Linked DNA regions of Homo sapiens: region 1 is linked to region 2. The links are chromatin loops, found by intact Hi-C in ENCODE. Cell type or tissue: HepG2. All regions are shown on one strand. Each heading gives the region's core, and the rest is flanking DNA. Links, peaks and the distances in the headings are about the cores only. Region 1 has its middle 57 kb from the start of LINC03004. Region 2 overlaps LOC105378017 (a long non-coding RNA gene).

Region 1 (8,181 bases), core at 2,739-6,738, 300 kb after region 2:
AAGCTGATGCGCAGAGAGGCTAATTAACTTTCCTGAGCTCACACAGCTAGTGGGTTGTACATGCCAAATCTAAATCCTTAGTTCAGAACTCCTTTCTAATCCATGTATAAATTGGCTCCCTAAGCAGCTTCACCTGGATATTCCAAGGGTACTTCATATTCAAAATGTTCAAATGGAAATCACCATATATTTCTGTGTCTGCATAACCCCCTTTACGTGCTCGACTTCAGTGAATGCCGTTGTTGACATTGTGTCACCCAGGACACAAACCTCAGGGTCTTTTTTGGATCTTCTTTTGTTTGCATTCACTTGCCTGTCGATGGTACCCTCCTAACACCTCTTTGGTGAGATTCTCTGTCTGTCACTGTCACTGCCATAGATCAAGCCCTCACCGCACCATCGTTCAGAAGATTATCAATTTCTCTTGTCCTGAATGGCCCATCTCTTCAGTCTTGATTCCTTCTAATCCATTTTGCACCCTGCCGAGTTTGTTTTCCAGAACATCAATCTTATCACGTCATATCCTCCCTACATTTTAAATGGCTTCCAAACTTCTTATAATAAAATAAAGTTTCTTATCATTCTCTAGATTCATTCTCACTGTTCTGTGTTGTAGAATCCGTATGCTGCAATGTTTCATACACTTTGCTCTTTACAAGTGTTTTCTCCTGCCAGGAATGCGCTCTGCTCTGCTGGAAGAATTCTGCTTAATCTCTAAGATGTGCTTCCACTGTGAAGCCTCCCCTGACACCACCCCGCCCAGACCAAGGCAAAATTAATACCTGTTCTCTATATTTCTGCTATCCCATGTACATCTAGGTTACACCTGCTATTCCCTGTTCATCCCATGTATATCTAAGTGGCATCTGCTGTCCCTGTACATCCCAAGTACATCTAAGTGACATCTGCTATCCCCTGTATAGCCACATAGATCTAAGTTACAGCTGCTATTCCCTGTTCATCCTAGTTACATCTAGGTGACATCTCTATGCCCTGTATAGCCACATACATCTAAGTTACATCTGCTTTTAACTCTGTGTGCCATGTACATCTAAATTCCTCTCAGGTAGTGTCCAAGGAGACAGAGCTGTATCAAATGTACTAAGGAACTAAGGGGACCAAGAGGAATCAATTCCAAGAGAAAGGAATCTTAATGGAGAAATCTGTGAGCCCTGAAGGGAGAACTGTCACCAGTGTCCAGCAGACTTCCAGGGAGATAGACTTTCCTGGGTGGTAAGTCAAGACACCTTGGTCAGACTTGCAAAAAGAAGACTGTAGAAAGCCGAAGGAAGACAGGAACAGACCAGCAACACCCAGCAGTGCATGGCTGGTCACACCACTGGGGCAGGCAGGGGGTCACGATGGTGGGGTGAGTGGTCCATACTAATTGTAAGTCACATCAGGAGACTGCCGATTGAGCATCCTGCTTGGTGACTATAGAGAGACTGTGAAACTTTAGGTTAACTACTTCTGTCTGTTGCTGAAAATACGTTCATTTGAGCTATCCTATCTTTTCATTCTTTTTGAGATTTACTTGAAATTTAGGAATTTGTATCAGCCTATTTCATTCTGTAGTGCAGATATTAACCTAGGATTCCATCAAGGGCTGGAGCCAAGAAAAGTGTCACCCACTATGAAATCCTCCCCACACCCAGTATCATGGTTGTCCCTGACGCAGCAGTTACAAGTGCGACTTGAGGAACTGGAATGCCTGTGCCTCCCAGCATCTCCCTCATCAGCCTCATATAGTGACTTGAAGTCCTACAAACTTATACTCTACTCTAAAATTAAAAAATAGTCTCCAAAAATCTCTTTTGCTAAAATTAAAATGTTATCTGAGTGTAATAACAGATTGACATTTCAAAATACACTTGCTAAATGAAGTTTAGCCTAAAGCTTCCTCCTTACATATTTTAAGTTTGGCCTAAAGATTTTTCTGTACATCAGGAGCTATAATCTAAATAGAGCTGTAAACAGACTGTAGCCTACTCTTCTACCAGTCATTGAATTTTGGCCAATCAAAGTGGTCAACTGTTCAATCCATGTTCAAATAAGACAGACGCCAAGCTGTAAATAATCTGGCTATTTCTGTACCTCACTTCCATTTTCTGTACATCCTTTTCCTTTTTCTGTTCATAAATCTTCCACCACGTGGCTGCACTGGAGTCCCTCAGCCCAGTCTGGCTGAGGAGGCTGCCCAAATTGCTAATCGTTATTTGCTCAACTAAACTCTGTTAAACTTAATTCAGCTAAGGTTTTTCTTCTAACATACTCAACCTGCTAATTCTTCAGTTCCACTTTAAAAACATTTGGGCTGGGCACGGTGGCTCGCGCCTGTAATCCCAGCACTTTGGGAGGCCGAGGCGGGTGGATCACAAGGTCAGGAGATTGAGAACATCCTGGCTAACGTGGTGAAACCCCATCTGTACTAAAAATTAAAAAAAAAAAAAAGAAAAATTAGCTGGGCTTGGTGGCACACTCCTGTAGTCCCAGCTACTCAGGAGGCTGAGGCAGGAGAATCGCTCGAACCCAGGAGATGAAGGTTGCAGTGAGCTGAGATTGCACCACTGCACTCCAGCCTGGGCAACAGAGCAAGCCTCCATCTGAAAATAAATAAATAAATAAATAAATATTAAAAAAATTAAAAATAATTAAAAATAAATAAAAACATTTATTTCACATCTACCTTGTGCCAGGAACTGTGGTAGGTGCCAAGTATACAAAGACATGTCCCCATTCACTGAACCAAAGTAGCTTAAAACGTAAGAAGATATGCTTAACATATACTGAGTAATAAAATGGAAATTTGCACAAGATACATCAAATAAGTTGATTTCAGCCCAAACTTCTGAAAGACAGCTTGCTAGAGATTTCTCCAGAGCTGAACACTTATAAATTGATCAAACTAATGAGTCAGAAAAAGGAAGTGTAATTGGAAGGGGTCTGGGGAGGTAAGGTGGGCAGCAAGATGTACTTACTGTCTGCAAAGTCTGTGAACAGCCTGGAAACTGAGAAAACCAGTCACCTCTCATAAATAAGTGCTATGTCCCCATATTTGAATAAAAGTCACCCAAAAGAAGGTGGAAAAGATCACTGATACCAATTTTTCTGAATACTTTTAGCTGCTGGCATGACATCTGGTCCCACCAGGGTGGCCCTCTTGGCAGAGGGAATGACCAGTAGTCATCATGGTTCACAATGGGTATTATTGGTGTGAAATAGTGAAAACTCTCAGTTTTGGTTCTAGTATTGTAGGTCTTCTACAAGTGGATACTCACAATTCTTCTTTTTAGTTATTTTCTATCTTGATAAAGCATTTGTCATTTTGCACATAATGCTTCTCTTATCTACATAGCTGATTTTAATTCTGAAACTTTTCCATGAGATCATCAAACTAAGGGAAGTTGGAGGTGGGGAGTGGGCAAAGGCCCTTCCCATATTCCTCACATTATGCTTAGGATCACTGACAGTTGGTGTTTGAATGACCACAGTGTAGAAGTTCTCTATCAGTTAGGCTTATTGGTTGCAAGCAACAGAAACTGACTCTGGCCATGTTGGGGGAAAAGGAATTAACTGGTAGGATATCAGCATACGAAATGATGAGAAGCTGGAGACAAAACATAAGACATGGAAAGTGAATAGGAACTAAGGCATCTCTGGGAAAGAGCAGCTAACATATCTTCTGCCTTTTAGTGGACACAATCAGTCTTGTCAGAACACCAGGAGCTATTCCTGGTTTTGCATAGTGCAGCTGACACCTCTGAACACAACCCAGTATGTCCAAAGGGATCACAATTATTTCTCCCAACTTTGTAGATGTCCCCTGGATTTAGAGTCCTGGATGGTTGAATTTGAGTCACAGGTACATTCACTGATTTCCTGGGGACATGGTAAGGGAGGCTTTCTCCCTTTCTTTCCACCTCAGTCCTGGGGGGCAGAACACTGTATCCCTCCAGTAGAGCACAATATTATGAGGATCCTCCCAACCAATAAGGGGTTGGGATATTGGGAAACCTACCCCCTCCAGTTATTTTTTGTTCACTGGAAATTTTTTTATTGTACTTGCACTAGGCAGGCAATCATTAAAACATGATGTTCTATTTTTTTCTTTCTATTTTAAGAAGTGTAAACTTAAGAAATTGGAGGACTAGGAGAAACCAAACATAAAGCAAATATTATCTATGATGGAAAGTTAAAGAAGTTGTATCTTTTATTCTAGAAAGAGAAGAGATTTAGAACAGGCATTGAAATCACTAACAATGGCTGAACATTGGCAAAAGCCATCTAAAACTTGGAGGATCTTTTCTCCAAAGATCCTTTGGGACACGTCTTCCTTGACATAGTTCCACATCAAATCAAGGACTGAATAAAATCACTTCGAGATACTATAAGTCTTAGAAAACCCACTATTTCTTTCATCAGAATTTCCCACAACATAATAAATTTTCCTAATCAATTAGTGGTAATTATAAAATATTTAGTATGTGCTTACCATTTTCTAAGTATTTTAGAGAGTGTGGGAAGAAAGAAAAGGTCCTCTACTCCCATGGAGCAGAAATGATGAGCGTAGAGGATATTACGGATTGGTTCACAGTAACTCCATCCTTTTCTCCTCTCTGATGTTTTCTTGTACCACAGAAGCTGGAAGGCTAAAAATTACATTTTTTAGACTCCCTTTTTTTTAGAATTAGGATTCTGGGTACGAATTAAATTCTGTCAATTAGAAATATTCACATGAAGTTTGGAAATGAGTCCAAGGTCATCTCTATGCCTTTTGACTATTTTTCAGCTGACAAGAGAGGGTAGGAAGGGTAGAAGTTTCTGCTGCAGTATTCCAGTATTTCTTCTTTAGCCTCCAGGGTGTCCAGAGGCAGCCACAACCATGGCTGCTTCCTAACTGCAGCTTCCTCATCCCCAGATTGAAGCTACAGTGGTACCTTCTTGGACTCAATGGTTCCAGAGTCTGTCTTTCCTGCAAGGTCAGATCTGTAGTGTTGTTGGAGTCATTCCTGGAGATTTGGCCTAAAAGTCCACTTCTTCAGCTTTCCTAACTTATATTGTTGGATAGGAGAAGGGAATTTTTTTAGTACACTGTGAAGGTGGTTACTGAAACTTTCCTAAGCCCTGGTGGCTAGCTCTGCTGAGATACAAGCAACACTACTTTAGAATTCCTCAGCCTAACTTCATATCAGAACCATCCATGAAGCTATTGTTGGGAAAGGCAATCTGCCATGGGTCCTGGGCATCCTTGTACATTCTGATTGGGTTGTGTTCATAGCAAGTGGCCTTGATGAATAAGGTAACATCTCCCTCTGGGACAAAACTTTCCTTACAGACTTGCCTACTGCTTACTACAAAATTAGTGAATTCCTCAAGTTCAATATTCCTTAGCTGTGATGCAAGCCTACTGCATGTGCTCCATTTACCTGAGCCCCTCCACATTGCCCTGCTGGGAGTTGAGGGCAAGGGGAATGGACACTGAACATGATGCTCATGCTACTTGCTGTACTGTGAATAATAGTAGCAGTCTGTTGTCTCTGACCCAGGAGTCTTATGTCTTCTGCCAGAATCTGTGAAACAGTAACTGGCTAGCTTGATAGCTTGCACATAGAGTATAATCCCAGACTTTGACAGCTTCGAAAATCCATAATTCCCTGGTATCCTTTGCCCATCTACTGAATAATAATCTCTAATGATAGGCCCTCAGGAATCTGTATTTTTAGAGGCTCAGCCAGATTTGAGAATCACTGGTGAAAGATAAAGGAGAAAGTGTCAGGATCCCTTGTTTCCACACACACACACATACACAGAGCTATACATCGAATTCACTAAGGACTATAAGTCTTGAAGGTACTACTGACCAATGAACTGTGATGACAGCAGTGAAATGTAGTGCCCCTCAGAGTAGCAAGGAAAGAGCAGAAAAGTAGCAACAGTGCCAGGTGGGAGCAAACCTTTGAAAGGCACAAAAAACCCAATTCCGTTCCAAATTGCTACTGCACAAAATCTGTACCAATCAATGCAGCATTCACTATAAGAAACAGAAACTCACTATAAGAAACAGAAACCACTCTAGTTATTTTAAGCAGAAAGGTATTTAATACAGGGCATTAAATGCTTATATATTACTTTCAACTAATTTGCATCACAGCAAGAAAAACTGAGCTTGGGGAATTCATTACTTTACTAGTAAGTGCTAAGCGAGCCTGCAAGTCCTTTTAAAGTCATCTCATCTATCAAGGCTGCCTCCTATAAACACAACCCTGGGAAGTGTCCTGGATAAAGAAAAATCAGGGCCTTGTATTCTGAACATACCCAGTCAATGTGCAGGGATGCCCAGTACTCATGGTGGATTGCCTCTTCCAACAATAGCTTCATAGGTTGTTCTGATATGAAGTCAGTTTGAAGGACTCTAAAGTACTATCACTGTACCTCGATCAATCCAGGCATCTGGACTCAGGGTAGTTTGAATAACCACCTTCACAGAGTCACTCCTTTCATCCAACGGGAGACCGATTATTAGGTCAAACTCGTAGTCCAGGCTTTTTTCATTAGGAAAATATCTTTGTTAGGAGGCTCATCAGATTCCATCAGAAAAACTCTGGTTAGGTCACCCATCAGCTCACTGGCCATGCCCAAATATGACTGAACAGCTGGAGAGATGCCTGCAGTCTAAGTTCAAGTTGGGATCCTAACATATATCTATTTTATACAATTGAGATCACAATGTCTTTAATTTTTTATTCCTCAATTTTTACTAAACTTTATTTTCTATGGTATGAATGTTTGTGCCTCCCACTAGCTCATATTTTGAAATCCAAACCCCCACGGTGATGGTATTAAGAGGTGGGGATCTTTAGGAGGTGATTAGTTCATAATAATGGCGTTCTCATGCCCTTATACAAGAAGCCTAAGGTAGCTTGTTTGCCTCTTCTGCTACGTGAAGACACAGCAGGAAGTCATCATCTATGAGGAATGGACCTTTCAAACACTGGATCTGCTGGCACCTTGATCTTGAACTTTCCATCCTATAGAACTGTGGGAAATAAACGTTTGCTGTTTAAAAGCCACTCAGCCTATAGTATTTTGTTGTAACATTACAAACAGACTAAGACATTATTAAATTAGATTGCCCCTAGATAATTGAATATTTTTCTAAAACATGTTTTTTTGTTTTTTGTTTGTTTGTTTGTTTTTTCAGAGAGGGAGTCTCATTCTGTCTCCCATGCTGGAGTGCAGTGGCGCAATCTCGGCTCACTGCTAGCTCTGCCTCCCGGGTTCACGCCATTCTCCTGCCTCAGCCTCCCGAGTATCTGGGACTACAGGTGCCCGCTAAAACATGATTTTTAATGGCTACGTGATAAGCATCTCAACATAATAATGCAGGTAAGATAATACAAGCTATTACAATATAACACTGTCTCACTGTCAAAAATACAACACTGAGGCAGCATGGTATTGTGGAAGGAATATGGGTCATGGATTTGAAAAAGCTGAAAACTGAGAACTGGTTCTCATTTATTAGTTATGACTTTAGGTAGGACACATATTTTCCCTAAGTCTCAGTATTCTTGTCTTTAATGTAAGAAAAAAATCTATCTCATAAAGTTGTTGTAAAATAGTAAATGAGATCATGTATGCAAAGTGTTTTGCATGGGCCTGGCACAAAGGTAGTGGCTCCATAACTATGGGTTATTATTAACAACTGCAGTATCAGTACTGGATGGGTATTTTACTTCATTCCTCCTATGTGTGTTCATTAGAGTTTAAAGTGAGCACAGAGGTACTAACAAAATCTCAAGTGACTCTCTGACTCACAGTTTGTATGAAATCATAATTCCCAAATAGGACAATGGATTTGGTGTCAGGAGTTTATACTGCTGTACAAATGCAGCCAAATACTTAGGCCACGCTTTGTCATCAAATTATCAGGGCTCAAATAAATTAGATATTTTTGACATCCTTGTGACAGCAGTTAGAAGTGGCCAAACTCTATTTAACTACAAGACAAATCATTGGCTGTCCAATTTATTTGAGGCATAAATTTTAGCCACAAGGTAGATGATTGTTTGAGGAGCATCATTCATTTGTTCATTAATTCGTTCACCTATTTTTGGCAAAATTCTATATATTAGACTATGGGTTGGCAAACTTTTTCTGTAAAGAGCCAGATAGTGAATA
Region 2 (8,181 bases), core at 1,828-5,827:
CTTTATCATCAGCTGTCATTTTAAATATACTAAGGAGAATATGCAACACTGGGATTTATGAGACGTGGCTTGAGTTGCTACACTTTGCCTTGGTGGAAATTCCAGTCTTGTGAGAGATACTGGAATGAAATACATCTTAGTTAGTTTACTGGAGGAACACCATAACATTTGGGTTAAGAGCACAGATAATGAAGATACACTGCCCATGTTTGAATTCTGGCTTTATGTCTACAGCCATACCACCCTGAATGTGCCTGATCTCATCTGAATTCTGTCTTTATCATTTACTAGCTGTGTGATCCGAAGTAAGTTACTTAACCTTTCTAAGCCTCAGTGTTCTCTTTTGTAACATGGGGATAATAGGACTTACCTGATAGGGTTTTTGTGAGAATTAAATGAATGTATACACATGTATAGTTGTGCTTATAATGGTATCTGGCACATATATGTACTGTAAGTTTTTGGTATTATTATACATATATGTACATTATTGGTACATATACTAAGACCAGTATTTCATATCATAAAACTGAGAATAATATCTGAAATAACTATTATTTGAATTTTTCCCTCCCCTCTAAAAAAATGTTAACTTGCTTACAAATAATTACCTGTGTGGAAATGTCTGCAAATAGTCATTACTCTAATTAGTTCATGGAGGATATGTTGGGCCAAATAGATACAGCAATACTTAATTTTCCTTTACAGAGTTAATGGTTTTTAACCCTAACAATTTATCATTCAAAACATCTGAGTGCCTACTATGTGCAAAGTTACATATTGGCCATCTTTTAGCTCAAAAAGATTGTTCCCTACTAATTCTGAGACTAGTAAAAGTCTTCTGTAAAACTCTTTGATAGTCATGAGGGTATTGGGGCTGACAATATGATACCCCAAAGTAAGGCACCTTGGCATGCTGAGTACTTTGAACTAAAGGAGATTGAAAGACTGAGAGGCACGGTCCTTCTGCTCCTCTCCCGTCCTCCTATCTGTTGCCCCTCTTTCTACCACAAAGCGAGTCATAGAAACCAGAATTCCTCTTTCCCAAGGTGGGTCACAGAAACTAGAACCTCTTTCTTCCAAAGCAAGTCATAAAACATATAAAGGTCACTCTCTCCCTTCTCCCTTGAAAATTCTCATTCCAGATGGGTCCTGCCCCATATCCAGGAGGAAAGAAGGCTACACAGGGAGGCCAAAAAGAATCTGATCAGTCAGACCTCACTGGGTTCTGCCCTCAGTCTATTACCCTTTGGTCCAATCACACTTCTACACGGCTACCCATTCTTCATTGATCCTAAGCATAAAAATAGATGGTTTTCCCAGGGTCTTTAGGTCTTCATCTCTGAAGTTTCCCATGTCACATAAAACTTTGATTAAATAAATTTGTTACGCTTTTCTCTTGCTAACCAGTCAGTCTTTTGTTATAGAAATGTCAGCTGTGCTGGATGAGGAAAGGTGTCACATCTTTCTGCCCTTACAAGTGCATAAAGAGGTCTGTTGCTTACAAAATGTCTGGCGCATAATAAACATTCAAAAAAACAATGTGTCATTAGCACTGTCAGGCCCGGCCTATTGTGGAGCGTCTGTAAATGCAGGTGGTGCTAAGTCTGATCACAAAATAACTGAAATCACAGATTACCAATGATTGGTAGTTGGGTTGGGTTAGTAGTTTAAGAAATTATTCCATACTTCATGGGTACAGACCTTTTGTCCTGTGACCCTTGCATTTTAGACTACCTGTCTTTATGTATTTTAGCTTTATCTTTGGCGGGTAGATGAAAAGTCAGCATGTTCTTATTTATTTTTAAAATTTGAGGAACTCCGTGATCAGAAACCGTCGTGTGTGTGTGTGTGTGTGTTTCCATTTTATAGCCTAACTTCCTCTTGGGTCTCATATAGCTTAGTCTATTTTCTAACATGAACTTCCTTCCTTTCTGCATAACAGTGTCTGAATTTGCAGGACTCTGTACCCAATAAGTGTTGTTAACTGATTGGTAATCTGTGATTTCAGTTATTTTGTGATCAGACTTAGCACCACCTGCATTTACAGATGCTCCACAATAGGCCTGACCTGAGAGTGCTAATGACACATGGTTTTTTTAATTGTTTATTATGTGCCAGACATTTTGTAAATAAAATCTCATTTAATAACGTTAAACTGTACTTAAAGCATCTAGTTATTTAGAAGTCACATAGCTGTAAAAACAGCCCACTTGTCAAATCCAATAATTATGAGTATTACTTATCATATTTTATGCTGCGTTAGGTCTAAAGGCATATATAGATATTGCTTATCCTAATATTTTTTCCAAGGCAAAGTGTAGCTACTTAGGTCAAACTGTAAAGTCTAATTATGTTGACACATAGAGCAAGGATTAAGGCATTAAATATTTGGGATTTCTATTCATATTTTAAAAGTCACAGAAAATTACATTTCTTGACCCTTTTTTTTCCACATTTTAATTATGCCAAAAATGATTTTAACTAAACATTTTTCCTTATCAGAAAAAAAACCTGGCTTAAAAACAGTGTCTTCTCTCTATCTCTGGCAATATCAATATTGATATATAAAAAGGACAGTATATACAGGTAACTTTCCTAAGCCTCCCAAGACCCCTTTCATAATCCAGGCTATGTGCTTACTCCATAATGTTGTACAGTCCTGGTGGGGTCTGCTTCGCTGTTTCCAAACTGTGAGGAGCTTTGAAAACCATCCAGTCCCATTTCTTGGTTTTACAGATGGTGAAATGAAGGCCCAGAGAGATAAAATTAACCTAAGCAAAGTCATTGAAGAATAGGAAAGAGTAGTGTAAAATCACACTGCTAGAAAAAAAATCTTCCTTCATAATTAATTTTGAAAATTCCATGTCTAATCTGGAACTAAATATTCCCTGTAAAAGAAAATTCCTTGAATACCATGGATAATGCATTCTAATATCTAACAACCTTTTTAGTCAGAAGTGTCATTCTTGAGTGTAATAACCTCTTTTCATGCAAATTAAGCTTATTTCCACTTGTTAGATGCTTAACAGAGATGGATGATAGTCACTTTAGTAATTATAATCACACAAATGTGCATTAAAATATTTGTCAGTGTTAACTTATGCTCCATTATTTTCTTTGTACTTGCTAAAGAATTCAACATTTAAAATTTTCTAACATGTCTTTGCTTCCCATCCCCAGTTACTGAGACAGAAATCTCAATATCATGATTTGCTCCTCTATATTTTTCACTTTTACCTCTAATAAATTACTAAGGCCTGTTTGGTTTTGTTCCTTTGGTAGCCCTCAAATCTCCCAACCTTAATGTCACAATTTAATTTATACCACAGTCATTTATCACATTTCTCACATTATCACATTTCACTTGTGATAATTGCTGATTGATTAGTCAGCAATTATTGTGACAACAGCCAATTCTAAAATCTTGGTTGTTTAACGAACAAACAAACATTTATTTCTTGTTTGTGTTACATGAAGACAGCAGGTTAACCGCAGGTTTGACTGGGAGGGGTGGGGCTTGCCTGAGTCTAGCCGGGCTTGCCTGACTTTGGCTCGGCTCCACATCTTATGTCATTCCAGGGCTCAGGCTGAGGCAGCAGTTCCTGTTTGAGGTTAACTAGTCTCATGGCCAAGGGAAGAAGCTCAGGAAGGACAGAGCCACATCACATACACTTAAAACTTCTGCTCGGAGGTGGCATATGTTAAGTCCACTAGGATTCTGTTGGCCAGAGTGAGTCCTGTGGCCAAGCTCATAGTTGTTAGGATAGGGCAGTATACTATACCCACAGGAGAGTGTGCTCAGAGTCAGGAGGGAGCCAACAATTGCGAACAAGTAATGGAGTCTATCACAGTTGGTAGCCTGCCTACAGTTGTGTTTCTCTCCAATTCAGCCTCCATACTAACTCACAAACAGGTCAGGTGATACTTAGCAGCCTTAGAATTAAATCCAATCTCCTAACCATGGCTTCAAAGCTCATGTTAGTCTGGCTCCTTTATACCTACTGCTACTTTCATCCCTCTCCATTCCCCATCTGAAACCCTACCCTCTAGGCACAGGAAACCTGTATTAGTTCCCCAGAATAAGCCATAAGTCATATTTCTCTATTGTTAGGGTCTCTGCTCATTTTCTTTCCCCTCTCAGGAACACTCCTACCCACATTTCACCTGGCTCACTTCTGCTGGTCCATCAACGCTTTCCTGACTCTTCACACAGAGTTCAGAACTCATTTTATGTTTTCCCAGAGTATCCTCCGCCCCTCTATCAATACTTACCCCACTGAATTGTAATTGGCTGATTACTTATTTACATCTCTCACTACACTGAAAACTCCCTGGGATGGACACAATTTCTACTGTATTGCACCCCAGTCCTTGGCACAATAACTTATTTAGCAATTGTTTGTTAAATTCATGAGAAAATAATTTTTTTCTGCATCGTGTTATTACTGTATATGTAAAGTCAACCTGATTATAGTACTTTCTCAAAAACTTTCAAATCATTTTCTCATGCAATGAGAAAATTGCATTTAGGGATTTTGCATTTTATTTTTATGTGAATAGATCTCATATATATGTCATAGCTCTACTTTGCTAGTTTGGCCACTTTGGGGGAATATGTAACTACAAACAACGTTAGATTTCAGACTCTTCATCTGCAGTACAAGAACAATGCATGTTGGAATAATTTTGAAAATGAAGTAATATTGCATACACTAGGTACACTAAACCCAAACATGTAATAAAGTGCCTAAAGTTTTTTTTTAATTTTCATTATTTTTTTCATTTCTGATCATTGTGAATTGACTTTTACTTTTTTTCTCTCTACCACGCCCCACGGAAAAAAAAGTTGCTAATTAATACATTTTCTACTAGTTGAAACAGGGAGGAAATATTAGTTCAAATTGTCTAAGTTTATCCAGTTAGATGGTAGCAAGCTAGGATTAAAACTAGCCTTTCAATTTTCTATTCAGTGTAGTATCCACTTTTCTCTGTCTCTTTTTTTTTGCTTGCATAGATATCACTCAGTTTTCTTTCAAGGAAATGTCTAAATTTACTATTTGTAAAACAAAAGCATATTATTAAACTTTTTTTTTTTGGTGCAGGAAGAAGAGACACAAAGACTTTCTTTGCAAGGCAGGATTTTTTCTTATATTTGATTATGCAAACTTTTGGGGCCTGAATTGTCACATAAACATTCAATTTCCTCATTCATTCATTCATTCATTTATTCATTGATTAGGCCTTTATTAAGAGCTGGGGTGAAAGAAGATTTAGGAACCTCTTCAGAGAAATAAACCTTGAGAGAGAAATAGAATCTTCTAGAAGAGAAGAGGAACGAATAGCATCCTTGGCCCAGACAGTCCTGGAAAACAATAACCTGAACATTGCTGTGCGTGGTGGCTCCTGTCTGTAATCCCAGCTACTTGGGATGCTGAGAGGGAGGATGGCTTAAGTCCAGGATTTTGAGTACAGCCGGAGCAACATAGTGAATGCCTGTCTCTAAAATAATAATAATAATGATAATAATAATAATAATAATAATAAAAAATAACCTAAACATCCTTCTAAATGACCAGTTTCTTATTTCTCTACATAGAACTATGCAGACAGCTCTTCGTGAGATCTTGACTATAGTACAATGATTTTTATTATTGACCAACTTCACCCTGCTCCTATACAGACTATAAATTTCTGGGCAGCAGAAATCATCTCTCTTTCATCTTGCATTAAACTAGCACCTAGTCCAGTGTCTTGAACATAGTAGGCACTCAAAATGTTTGAGAGGCACATGCCTATGTTTTAAAATGTCTGATTTAGGTAATTGGGTCCTCTTGATCATTTTGCTGGTCTGAGGCTGATGGACATTAACTGATAAACAGACCATCATTGCTTAAATCTCCTCTTTTGTGCATTCTGGAGACACTACCTCTATTACCTGTTCTTCAGTTGCCCTTACTCACCTCCTCTCTTCACCTCTCTTTCAGTACTTCTTTTTAATTGTTGCTGCTCCTATTCATTAAGCCATTTGAAAATGTGGGCTTGCTTTCCTGATCGGGCAGCATCTGTGACCCTAAAGGAACTCATGATTCAATCCTTCATGTGAATACTTAATAACACATTTGAAGATAACCTTTTACTTGCACACTAGATATGCACCAGAATTTAATCTTATTTTCTGCATTTCCTACAATATAAAAGTCAAGTCCCTTACCAAGACTTTTGTTTCAGAGACTTAAGATCCCATTGCCCTTGATGGGGTTCAGGACTCACTATCCCAAAATATGGAACCTTGGCATATTGGGCATTTTAAGCTGAAGTAATTTGAGAAAACTGCAGAAGTGGGAAAGTCACTCTCACTTGCTTTCCCACTCCTGCTGCTGGCCTTCTTCCGGTCATAAAACCTGGGAGGATATTCTGACCCTCCCCTGAATAAGGTCATAAGACTCTCATGTGAGAGATGCTTTCCTTATACCCAGAGGACAGGAATATCCTTCTCTCTGAAGATGAAGGGTAACAGAGAAGAATCTGAACAAACAGGCCTTTTCCCAGTTAATGGTAATAAACTTCTTCCAGTTTATTACCATTAGATGATACTCTTTTTGCCCTGTCATATTTCTTCATGACTGTCCACTCTTCATCAAATCTACTATAAAAAACATTCAGGTCCGGGTGCAGTGGCTCACGCCTGTAATCCCAGCACTTTGGGAGGCCGAGGCGGGTGGATCACGAGGTCAGGAGATCGAGACCATCTTGGCTAACACGATGAAACCCTGTCTCTACTAAAAATATGAAAAATTAGCCGGGCATGGTGGCGGTCGCCTGTAGTTCCAGCTACTCGGGAGTCTGAGGCAGGAGAATGGTGTGAGCCTGGGAGGCGGAGCTTGCAGTGAGCCAGGATCCCACCACTGCACTCCAGCCTGGGCAAGAGGGTGAGACTCTGTCTCAAAACAAAACAAAACAAAACAAAAAACATTCAGGTTGAACTGTTTCTTCAGGTCTTCATTTCCTTATGAAGGCTCTGGTATCATGTACAATTTATATTAAACACATTTCTATGCTTTTCTTTCATTACTTTTTTTTTTTTTTGAGACAATGTCTTGCTCTGTCACCTAGGCTGGGGTGCAGTGGTGCAATCATGGCTTACTGCAGCCTTTACCTCCCAGGATCAAGCAATCCTCCTGGATTTTTGTAGATACAGTGTCTTCCTATGTTGCCCAGGCTGGTCTCAAACTCCTCAGATGAAGCAATCCTCCCACTTTGGTCTCCCAAAATGTTGGGATCACAGGTGTGAGCCACTGTGCCCAGCCTCTTTTGTTAATCTTCATTTTGTTATAGGGCCTCAGCCATGAACCTAGGATAAGTAGAAGGAAAGAAATATTTTTCCTCCCTTCCACCCCCTATATTTGCTGGCTCATTTCCCCCACCTTTCTCCAGAGATCACAGATTTTAGCTAATTATGGCTTTTTGCCATTCTTCAGACACGTTCTGCTCTTCCTCATCTCTGAACTTGGTTTTTGTTGATCCCTTTCCTAGAAAGCACTCTCCTTCTTTGCCTCTTCTAGCAAAATCCTACTCCTCTTTCAGCCTCTACTTTGTGAAGAGGTCATTGCTTCTGTCCCTAACTCTCCATAATTTCCAGATGAATGAATGAATGAATGAATGAATGGTTTACTTGACAGTTCAGATTTGTTCAACATGAATTTACTACCTCTTTCCTATAAGTCTATTTTTAAAACTTGTTTTGATTTGATACTCCTGATTGATTAATTAATTTGATTTGTCTTTTTCTAGCTTGGGATCCCCTTCAAGTAGTTCTTGAGTCAATTTTTTCAATATCATGATGAGCATATAATAATATATTATTTTGTAGATATTCTTCATTTTTCCCCATATGTAGGCTGTTGGTTTAACCAATTTATAAGCCCGGTGCTGACCAAGGCTTGAGTCTTTATTTATTTTTGTGTACATTTAGGTTTCCACTGTCTTAAGACTCAAAGCCTAAAATGGGCATTATTCTCTTTGACGAGTCTTCATATATCACATATGCCTGTAATAGTGTGCATTTTAAGGAAACACGGTGGATTTCTTTTTAAGTGCAGATGGGTTATTATTATGGAAAATAAGACAAAAATATCACATTGTATCTTCTAAGAAAATTGAGTGAGAGGAGAAAGTTAC

The links. A loop is a pair of places that touch in the nucleus more often than their neighbours do. Peaks named below come from ENCODE experiments on the same cell type or tissue, not always from the same donor. Only the 100,000 strongest peaks of a DNase experiment are listed, where the experiment ranks them.
Region 1: a loop joins it to region 2, with 23 times the contacts of the local background. A loop is called at or near these places in 1 of 110 quality-filtered maps.

Annotation. Positions count from the first base shown.
Region 1 is chr6:137,604,817-137,612,997 of GRCh38, forward strand. No RefSeq gene overlaps it. Among named protein-coding and RNA genes, the nearest start is that of LINC03004, 57 kb to the right of the region's middle. In HepG2, for the core only: no CTCF peak of the experiment used is centred there; no DNase peak of the experiment used is centred there.
Region 2 is chr6:137,305,783-137,313,963 of GRCh38, forward strand. It overlaps LOC105378017 (a long non-coding RNA gene), which reads right to left. Exons shown (of 3, transcript XR_943043.1): 2 at 2,644-2,774; 3 at 1-119. Among named protein-coding and RNA genes, the nearest start is that of IFNGR1, 90 kb to the left of the region's middle. In HepG2, for the core only: no CTCF peak of the experiment used is centred there; a DNase peak (open chromatin) is centred at 3,559.